Linked DNA regions of Mus musculus: region 2 is linked to region 1. A link is a loop called in an ENCODE intact Hi-C map of the cell type or tissue named here. Cell type or tissue: gastrocnemius. All regions are shown on one strand.

Region 1 (5,000 bases):
CATGTGATACTGAGGTTGCCATGACAACCACTCATTTCTTTTTAGGAGTTGGCTAGATATTTTAAAAACAACAACAAAAGGTCCCTGAATATTTCTAGCCTCCAGATCTTCCTCATGTACATCTTACAGCAGTTTCTAATATAGTCACCTGTCAGTAGGCAATCCACCATCACTCTGTCACTAAATGACGACCTTAGGGACAAATTTATCCCTGAGACATCTTCTCCTCACCACTGCTCATCCGGTAACAGGATGTTCACACTCTCTTCTCAGGGTAGGAAGTCTATATAGTGTTACTATCTATTATAGGGCTATAACTATTATTATGGTAGAAATGGTTAACAGATATATGTTTAGACAGTTGAGATGTATAGTAAGAAATAACTTTATTTTTTAACTGTTCTGGTTCTCAGTACTTTTCTAGTACATTTCTCTGGGTTGTTTTGATTTGTTTTGTTTTTACAAAGGTGGTAGAATGTCTGCAGCATTTACAGAAGCAGATGACAACATGTCTGCCTTTAGCATACATCTTCGCTGCCTGCCAAAAAGCCAATTAAAATGATGATGCTAAGGTATGCAGAAGTGATACACAGGACCTGCTCAGGGCACAGTCATGGTTGAATGTCTGATGCCTGAAGTAAGCAAAGTGAAAGCATCCACTGCCCAAAGCCTGAACCAGGGAGGTGCCTCTGCAGTGGGACTTTGGGGAGGAAGGGTCTAATCGCTACATCTCTCAATTGTATCTCCCACCTCCTCCTCAGAAGTATTTTAAAGAGGGGAGAATTTTCCAAAGGTCACAGGGAGAGGCTCTGCTGGCATTTAGGGCAGGACTCAGGGATGCTGGCCATTTGGAGGAGTGAAGAGCCTGCCCTGTGAGGCTCCAGGTATCCTTAGCCCCTGCAGGTTGGCTGGAATAAAACCAGCTGTCTGGCACTGCCAGCCACAGAGGGGACAGCAGACATCAGGGCCACCAGGTCTAGAACCTTAGGACCCAGCACCAATAGATATCAGGGCTTCTAAATACCAGAGCCACCAGATTCAAGGCCACTAGACACAAAGGCCACCAAATTCAGGGCCATCAGATCCAGGACACAGAAACTCTGGATACCAAGGGCACCAGATCAAAGGCCATAAGATTTGGGCCTTCAGAACAAGGGCTTCCTAAAATTTAGAGATTTCTCATCTGTCTTCTGCCAGGCAAAAAAGTAATCCATTTTTCCTGTCTGTTGTGAACATTTTGTGTCATAATTAGGGTGTTCTGTCATAGCCTTATTCTACAGAAATAGTTTCTATTTCCTCCTGATAATTTAAAAACATTAGTCTTTAGTTCCTAGAGTCAGATAAAGGAAGCTGATTTTCTGCTCTTCACACAGGTGGATAAATGCTGTTCCCACTGATTTGTGAAAACTCTTCAGTCTTATGCTAATTTCCAGGTACAAGTTGGCATTTTCAGAGACCTAGCCTGTCTTTCCCTATGTTCCCTGAAGCTTGAGATAGGTGCTATAAATATCACCTCACAGACAGGAATGACAGCTACAGGAGTCTATACTTGGAAATCGTTAAAATCATACTGTAGTAGGAGCTATGTAAGCTGTATGTCTGTCTGTCCATTCATTAGGCTGAGTACTCTTTCTTCACCCAGTGCAGAGTACAGATCACAATTACCAAGGCCACAGGACTGGAGAGATGGCTCAGCAGTCAAGAACACTGGATGCTTTTCTCAAGAACCCAGGTTCAAGTTCCACACTCACATGGAAGGAAGCTCACAATAGTTTGTAACTCCAGTTCCAGGGGATCTGATGCCCTCTTCTGGCTTTCACGGGTATCAGACATGCAGGCAAAACATTCATGCATATGAAATAAAAATTAAAACAATAATGTAAAAAGTTACCAGGGCCTCACCTTGTGATTGATGCCCTATTGGCAGAAGCCATTTGTTCTCCATTGCCTTGCTCAGTCTTGGTCTGTTACATTTCTAGCCTTACCCTAGCTACATAATTAAAACATGCAACAGTGCACACCCCACACAGTAAAAATCATGCAAAACACCACTGTACTTGACCCCGTGGTTGCCCTGTGCAAGCAGGCAGCCCCATTTCAGCTGTTGCAGATCAGGATAGCTACAGGGGACTCTGATCAGACCATGAATATGAAGGCCAGGCACTGCAGCTCCTTGCCTTGTGGTGCTCAGACAAGCACCTCAGGACGCTTGCACCTGTGCTGTATATAGCACAGGCTCCTACTATTAGATTCACAGCGGACTCACCAGTGTTTAGAAAACCTTACCCATACCCAAAGACAAATCCTACACTTGTAGATGAAGATCCCTCATGCTGGGGGAGAATCATCCGCTTGAAGACCACTGCAAACCCTACTGCTAGAGTAACTCCAAAGTAACAACCCAATTCAGCCATGCATGGATGTCCTAAGGCTGGGAGATGCCCAGAGCCCTTTCACCATTCAGGAAAAGAGTGCTGGGTGTCACTTGTGAGGGTCCCCTATGGGAGCAACACGGCTCAGGGCATGCTATGAACGTGGGCAGGATCACAGGCCTCTGCACAAAGTCTGTTTGTGGTGATGTAATCAGATACCATTGAGCAGCTGCAGAAGAGTTCCATAGAGACCCCGGAGGTTATGGACAGAATCAGATAGGGCCAGACAGGGATGCCTTGCTGTGTAAAGGGGGGCTGCTGCAGCTTCTCCCCAGTGTGATGAACATCTCCGCTGACACAGGAGTTGTTTTTCGACGAGCTTCTGCTTGTCCCAGTCTTGCTGCGATTCTGCACAACCCTAAAAACCAGGGTCTCAGCAGTAAACTCTGCCCTCTGCTGGCAAGACTCACAAATCACACACTCCTGCTCTTCCCACGCCAGCCAGATCAGGCAGACAAATGGAAGCTGTCAAGGGGGTGCATAATGCTTTGTTTGTTTAAGAATGCTGTTTTTAATGATTGGGATTTTAGACTAATTTTGTCAACTTGACTCTTCCCATGCTCAGAAAAAGTTGAGTTGGAGAAAAGGGAAGAAACCTTCCCTGTTTCCTAGTAATCTGGTTTTGATTGACAAGGGAGGACCCTCTTCCTTGCTACTTGCTTGAAGAGATGCGAGAGCTGAGCTTATGAGCATGCTCAGTATAACACAGGTGTACCACCAGATCCAAGGAAGCACAGAAGAACGTTTCCACAGGGAGGAAATTAGATGATGGTGGGAATGGCCTGCCCATCTTGCTCACCACCCAGCAGGCAGTGGGTGCCATGGGCTCATCGTGTAATTCCTTGCAACTTATTCTAGGTTCGCACATTTCCATAAAGTGAATCTGGGCAGATCTCAGTTGGTAAAGACTGAACAGCTACAGCTGGAGAACGAAGGAAAACTCCACAGGGCTAAAGGACTCAGAAATTAGGAGCACTCGATGCTCTTTCAGAGGACCTGAGTTTAGTGTCCAGCATCCACAATAGATGGTTCAAACCACCTGTAACTCCAGCTCCTGGGATCAAATACCCTCTTCTGGCTTCTGCGTGCATCCACATGTAAATAAAATAAAATCATTGGGGGACAAAGAAAGGCCAGGGGTCGCAGTGGTCAGCAGACAGAAGGCCAAGAGACCTTTGGTCTCTCTTTTTCCTTTCTCAGATAGAAGGGTCAGAAGTGCAGCCAGTAGGCAGGCAAATCAAATCAGTGGCAGGGCACTTCCTTAGCTTTCACTCCCAGCGTCCCCATCTTTAAAATGATGCAACCAATACAAGTGCCCTGTTTATCACTGAAAGCTGAGGTAAGCCCTGTGTGAGATGTTTGTTCAGCCTTCCAGGGTAAAGCCATCTAATACAATGACATACATATGTGAGTCTTGTCCTATACTCTGGTTCTTGTCAGGCAATACAAGTGTGTGTGCATGTGACACTTGGGCATCCCAAGTTCCATAACACAGAAAGGAGGGCTCAATGAATGAGTGACTTAATAATATACTTCCCTTTTAAAACATGATTCATTCATCCATGTTAAGCCTCCCCATGGATAACTTACCTGATAGAAATTATGTGAATGTAGTCTGCAATCTCCCATGCCTTCAATTAACAAAAAGATGCAACAAAAACCATGTGCTGGGAAGTTTTGTATACTGTTTTAACTAAGGGCTCAAGGGGGGAATGCCCACCTTTTTAAAAGATTTATTTTATTTATTACTTTGTGTGTGTGTGTGTGTGTGTGTGTGTGTGTGTGTGTGTGTGTGTGTTCATGAACATCAGAAGATGCAATCAGATGCCATTGTGCGGCACCATCATTGTGGTTGCTGGGAACTGAACTTAGGACTCTGAAAGTGCAGTCGGTGCTCCTAACTGCTGAGCCATCTCTTCAGCCCTGAAGTATGCCTTTTTTCAAAAGGGATTTTATTGATGACACTGGGTTTGTCTATTGCCTTTTAGCCTTTTGGATAAGCACATTGATTACCTATGCCAGTGAGGAAGGAAGTCCCCTGGAGACATATTTGCAGAAGCTGGGTGGAAATCCAAGTGTGTGACTACCGTATGGAAGCACCTGGATATCAGTATGTAACGCTGCTGTCCCAGAATACAGCCTAACATTTTCAGAACTTCTCCAGTGAGTAAACAGGAATTTTATAACATGATAGCTACATCACAACTGCTTCTGAGAAGCAACCCTGTTCTTGTTTCGAGTTGTAAAGAAGAAAACGGAGCAGGTGGCAAGAACTTCTTACTTTGGAAGTAGCTTGCACTGTGGATCCTGGGCTCTGACTTACAACACCTATGTGTGTGCACACATCCTCCAGCCCCAAAGTCCTGCTGCTCACTGTCCACAGCAGGGATGGTCACCTGAAACTGCTGGGAGAGCCGAATCTTCAACATTGCCTGGGTTTTGGTTTGTTGGTTTGTTTGGTTTTTTTTTTGTTTTTGTTTTTGTTTTTTGCTTTTTTCCTATTTCTTAAAAGGAGAGGTGTGTATGTGTGCATTTGTCTGGATGCATGAGTATATGTGTATGTGTGTG
Region 2 (5,000 bases), 350 kb before region 1:
TGGCTTTCCTCCTCCTCTTTCCCCTCCCCCTCCCCCTCCCCGCCCCCCTCCCCCTCCCTCCCCCCCCTCCTCCTCCTCTTCTTCTTCCTCCCCCTCTTTCCCCCTTCCTCTTTCTCTTCCTTCTCCTTTTGTAGTTCACATCACAAAAGTGTCTGAAGCTGGCAACATTGGCTTAAAAGGCTAATTTTCTTTCAGTCCTGATAGCATGGCTCTAATCAAGATCCTTGATATCTGAGCACCAATTGTCTGTTCCTTCAAGAGGAACCTGAAGGAGAAGGTTCAGCAGCCAGGCCTCCAGAGGTGGGTGGAGAAACGGGCATCACTAGCACCATGGAAGACCATGCCAGAATGGTCTGCACTCAGGTGCTCCCTCAGGTTCTAGAGCTCCCAGATCTTAACATTGTGCTGGAACAGCCTGTAGGGACATACACACTGTGATTCTGTGGGATATAGGAGTTAGAATGAATCAGGAGGCTTGGCCATGCTCATCATGACCCAGATGAGGTTGTGGTCAGGAACTGGGCCCTCTAGGTTTAGGGCATTTGCAGCCACCTGCCTCTGGCAACCTCCACTCCTCTGAGTGTAGAGGCTGGACCATCTGTGATGAAATGTGGGTTGTGGCTTTGTAGAAATAGTGGGTTATGTTCTGTGGGCTTCCCACACTCGGTATCCATTATTACATCCTGAGTAATTGCATGATAAAAAGCCAACTGCTACCAGCAACAACTAATGGCCATGTGGAACACAGGGGGCTTTTTAAAAACAAGAATAGCTGGTGAGGAGAAGAGAAACAGCTGACGGCTAGAAAAACTTTATCTTGGAATCTGTACATTGAAATCTGCGTCAGGCCCCACCACAGACTGACTGTCATGAAGAGGCAGAGAAAGAAGCCTCAAGCAGAATCCTTAGAGGTATGCGGTCTCTTCCCCTCAGCTCAGACTCGCTCATTGGAGCCATTGTGGTGGGAAGAACTAGAACACAAGATCTTTGGGTGATATTGGAAGTAGACTAACATGAAAGATATTTGGAAAAGCTATAGAAAATCATAGTACTTTATATTTACCTAAAATGGCTTATTATATGTATTTGCACACATACATACAGTTTAGTGTTAAGCATGGTAGAAATATCACTTTTGATGACACTATCAGCAGTGCCTAACATGGCATAGGTCTTTAAAATTTTCTAGAACTATGAAGGAGATCTGATACTTCATAGTCTGTAGGGTTCAGTGTGGATGGCATCACCCTCATGATATCATCGATGACATCAGCAGTGATGCAATGGTCACTGACCCTGTGGCATCACAGATGATGTCACTAACATCAGCAGTGATGCAATGGTCACTGACCCTGTGGCATCACAGATGATGTCAGCAGCAGTGCAGTAGAATGCCCAGATAGTTTAAGAAGCAACAAGAGAAAATACAGTTAAAGATCATTTGGGAAAAACAGGGGGATCAGGCAGAACATAGTTCCTACCTCTTGACTCAAGGTAAGAAGAAGAAAGATGACAGACTAATTTATACTAACTTGCTTAAATTTACACTGTTTATAATTTTCTGCTCTCTGGAATGGCACAAACTTTGACAAACAGACTGGATCACTTGGAAGCCCAATTCGGATTGGGAGTCAGAGGAATTTGGCTGGAATCCTATTATTATGAGTGTCTCAAGGGTCAGATTGCATTAGCTCTTAGTGCTCCCTCATAATAAAGTATGTTGTGGAAAGACAAGAGCAATAGAGTTGAAATTGGCCCAGTGAGGGCCTCTGTAAAGAGAGAGGCAGGTGCCAGGTCTGCACCTCAGCACTAAGATCTGTGAGTATGAGCCTCAGAGACTTTTATCACATATCCCTCATGGTTTGATTTATGAGGGAAGATGTGAAGAACAATTTTGGAAGAGTTCAGGGCAGGAACAATAAAGGAGCTCACCTTGGCACAACTTTTTCCCAAAGACACAGAATCATCACACATGCAAGAGGCAGAAGGCTGGCATCTCTGCAGGACACAGGGTATCTGCCCAGAATACTGTGGCTAAGGCATTGGGGTGGAAAACCAAGAGACTGTGCATTAGCAGCTCTCACTCTGCAGAGGGAAGGAGGCAGGCTCCTATAGAGGGACAATTCTCTCCCCTTGCTTTGCTCATCTGAGTCTGTCAAGTCTCAAAGTGCCTGATGACATGGTGGGCCAAGTGGGCTGTGCCCTTCAGGGAGGGTTGGCAGATGTCACACGTGAGACTTTGTCTGAGGTGGATTTCTCCTGTGGTATGTAGCTTGCCTATAGCCATCTGCTTATCAAACCATGTGAATGGCTTCAGGCATCTGCATCTCGTCTCACAGGCTGCCATCTGCCACCAATTCTGATTGGTGGTGGTGTTGGAGAGCTGATGTAGACTCACTTCTGTCCTTGGATAGCATCCTTCACTCTGGCTTTGACCTGCCCAAGATTTGCTGATTACGGACATGTACTCAGTCAAGGGCAAGCATCAACAATCTGAAAGATGTGAGTGCTGGGGCCAAGGCCCTAAGAACTGTGAGACTTGCTTCACAGTAGTCACAGGTCTGTGTGACCATGGTAAGTGAAGAAGCCCTTGGATTCATTTTCTCATCAGAGGCAGAAAAAGGTTGGAATAGATGCCTACTCTGAAAATCCCCACAATTGCAAATAACTGTGTAACTTCAGTCGGGTCATGGACCTTTCTGTTCATACTCTAACCTGGAAAACATAATCTGTTCTATAATATCTAACTTTACAGAACAACACTCACACATGCTGGGCTTCCAAAGGCTTGTTTGATTGTCTGTGTGACAGGAGGCACACTTTTGGGTGTGTCTCTGAGGCTGTTTCCAGAGAAGTTTCACTGAGGTGGAAAGACCCCTGAATGTGGGACGTGGGGTCCCAGACTGCTGAGGAGAGAGCCAGCTTAGCATTCCACTCTCCTTCCTCACTGTGGATGAGAAAGCCTGTCTGTTGTCTGCTGTTCACTGCTGTGGCAGCTGCTGCCTGGACTGGGCACCATGGTAAGTGCTGGCCTGCTCAAGTGTGCAGTAGGTCCCTCGGGGTCTCTCTGTTTCCAGAAAATATTTGGACACATCTGTCTCAGCTCTGTTCTGAGGTAATTCCTATATACCAGGCCCCGTTGGAGGAGGGAGGGAAACAAAGAAAGACCTCACTCACACCCAGCACTCCAGAACACTGTAGCCCTGGGTGGTGTGTTTCTGATGCCTGCCCCACTTATGCCATTGGGTTTTGATGTATCTACATGCAGCAAACATAACAGATGCTCCTAATGAAGTTGAATCTAGAAAATGTAAGAGTTCATTAGAAAATCAATATTTTATTTTATTTGATTTTATTGGCCAGAGAATACAATTTTACTTTCTTCCCACCACATCTGATTTCTGTTCTGAAGTGTTCGGTGATGTGAAGTTTCTCATCAGGGCCAGGGGGCAGAGGGGCAGAGTGACTGGGCACTTTGGGACTGTTACAGTTTGGATAGGGTATATGTTGAAGGCCTGGTTCCCAGTTGATTCTAATTGGACCACAAGACCTCTTGCTTAGTCAGTGAAACTAGTCACTGCTGGTTCTTATTTTGATGGCAAATATAACAGGAGGTGGGGCTTAGATCATGTGAGGGGTGACTGAGGAATCTCCTCATGGTGTATCACTCAGCTCACTAACCTCTCCATCAACGATGTCTCTCCCTTAAACCAAAGTGTCTTATGGCAATGTAAATGAGTGCCAAGCCACATATTGTCTCCTGCAATTCTATTTTCTCCACTAACAAACACTCAAAGATTTAATTGTGTGTTATGTCACGGCTACCAAACGTGAAGAGAAATCTTAGAATTGCCAGTGATACTACCAAGAAAATGGATGATAAATTTTCATTGTTGACTTCACTGAGTGTCATCACCATGGAGACACACCTCTGGGTGTATCTAGGAGGGAAGGACCCAGCCTTAATGTAGCAATCAACGTTAACAAGGATGTTTAAAACTATACCCAAATCAGAAGCCCACACAGAAACTCTGTGACTTCCATGAATTTAGGTGGAGCTGGAAGGCTCCGAGACCTGGGAATGGTCAGCTTTATCTTTCCTTGTCTCCTCACAGGAGCACCAAGGAGCTGCTTAGGGTGGGTGACCATGTAGCCACAGCCAGAGACTGTCTACTCCATAGTTTACCATGATAGTTACATTAGGGTCATCCATAGCACAGTAAAAATGACACTGCGGACTAATGTTTGAACCATTTTCATTGGAAATATAAAATCTCCTGAAACAACAAAACAATGAGAGTCTATAAGAAGTTAGAAAAATGGAATGTTTGTGTAGCTCACTATTCAGTTAGTTTATAAATCAATACTAGACATTTTTATAGACTTCTTATGTATGTGAGTGTTTTGACTACATGTAAGTATATGCCTGCTGGCCTCGAAGGTCATAATAAGACATCAGACCCCTTAGGCAATCCTAGGGAATTACAGGTTATGAGCTGTCAACTATGTGCTGGCACCCAAATCCAGGTCTTCTACAGGGGTAGCAAGTGTTCTTAATCACTGAGCCATCTTTCCACCCCCAACAACAAATACTAATTTTGTAGATAAACATAGCATTGTCAATTAATATAATAATGTATTTCCCTGGGGCCTCTACTGCCTCTCTCATTTTCCTTATGATCACTCACTCTGTAAAGCTAGTGTGAGTTCTGAACAGAACACTTGAGAGCACAGCAAAAATCACCAAGAAAAATCCCCTAGACGTCTTCCACAAAGCTGAGCTCACAGATATCAGAGTCTTTTAGAGATCAGGACACAGGGCACAGGGAGGAAGCCCATCTTCTGTCTTGGTTGCGGTCTCTTGTGTGTGATTAAAATACCATGACCAAAAGCAATGCGGGAAGGAAAGGGTTTATTTTACTTCACAGATTATAGCTCATCACTGAGGGAAGTCAGAGCAGGACCTCAAGCAGGACAGGAGGCAGGAGTTGAAGAAGAGG

Evidence for each region. Hi-C counts contacts between places; a loop is a spot of excess contacts. Peaks named below come from ENCODE experiments on the same cell type or tissue, not always from the same donor. Only the 100,000 strongest peaks of a DNase experiment are listed, where the experiment ranks them.
Region 2: a loop joins it to region 1, with 6 times the contacts of the local background. A loop is called at or near these places in 19 of 42 quality-filtered maps.

What each region holds. Positions count from the first base shown.
Region 1 is chr5:27,073,033-27,078,032 of GRCm38, reverse strand. The region is part of intron 1 of Dpp6 (dipeptidylpeptidase 6); the gene reads right to left. Among named protein-coding and RNA genes, the nearest start is that of Dpp6, 26 kb to the right of the region's middle. In gastrocnemius, a CTCF peak has its summit at 2,840 (motif pointing left); DNase peaks (open chromatin) are centred at 891, 1,786 and 2,820.
Region 2 is chr5:27,421,969-27,426,968 of GRCm38, reverse strand. All of the region lies in intron 3 of Dpp6 (dipeptidylpeptidase 6), which reads right to left. Among named protein-coding and RNA genes, the nearest start is that of Gm52769, 76 kb to the left of the region's middle. In gastrocnemius, no CTCF peak of the experiment used is centred here; DNase peaks (open chromatin) are centred at 407, 2,042 and 3,023.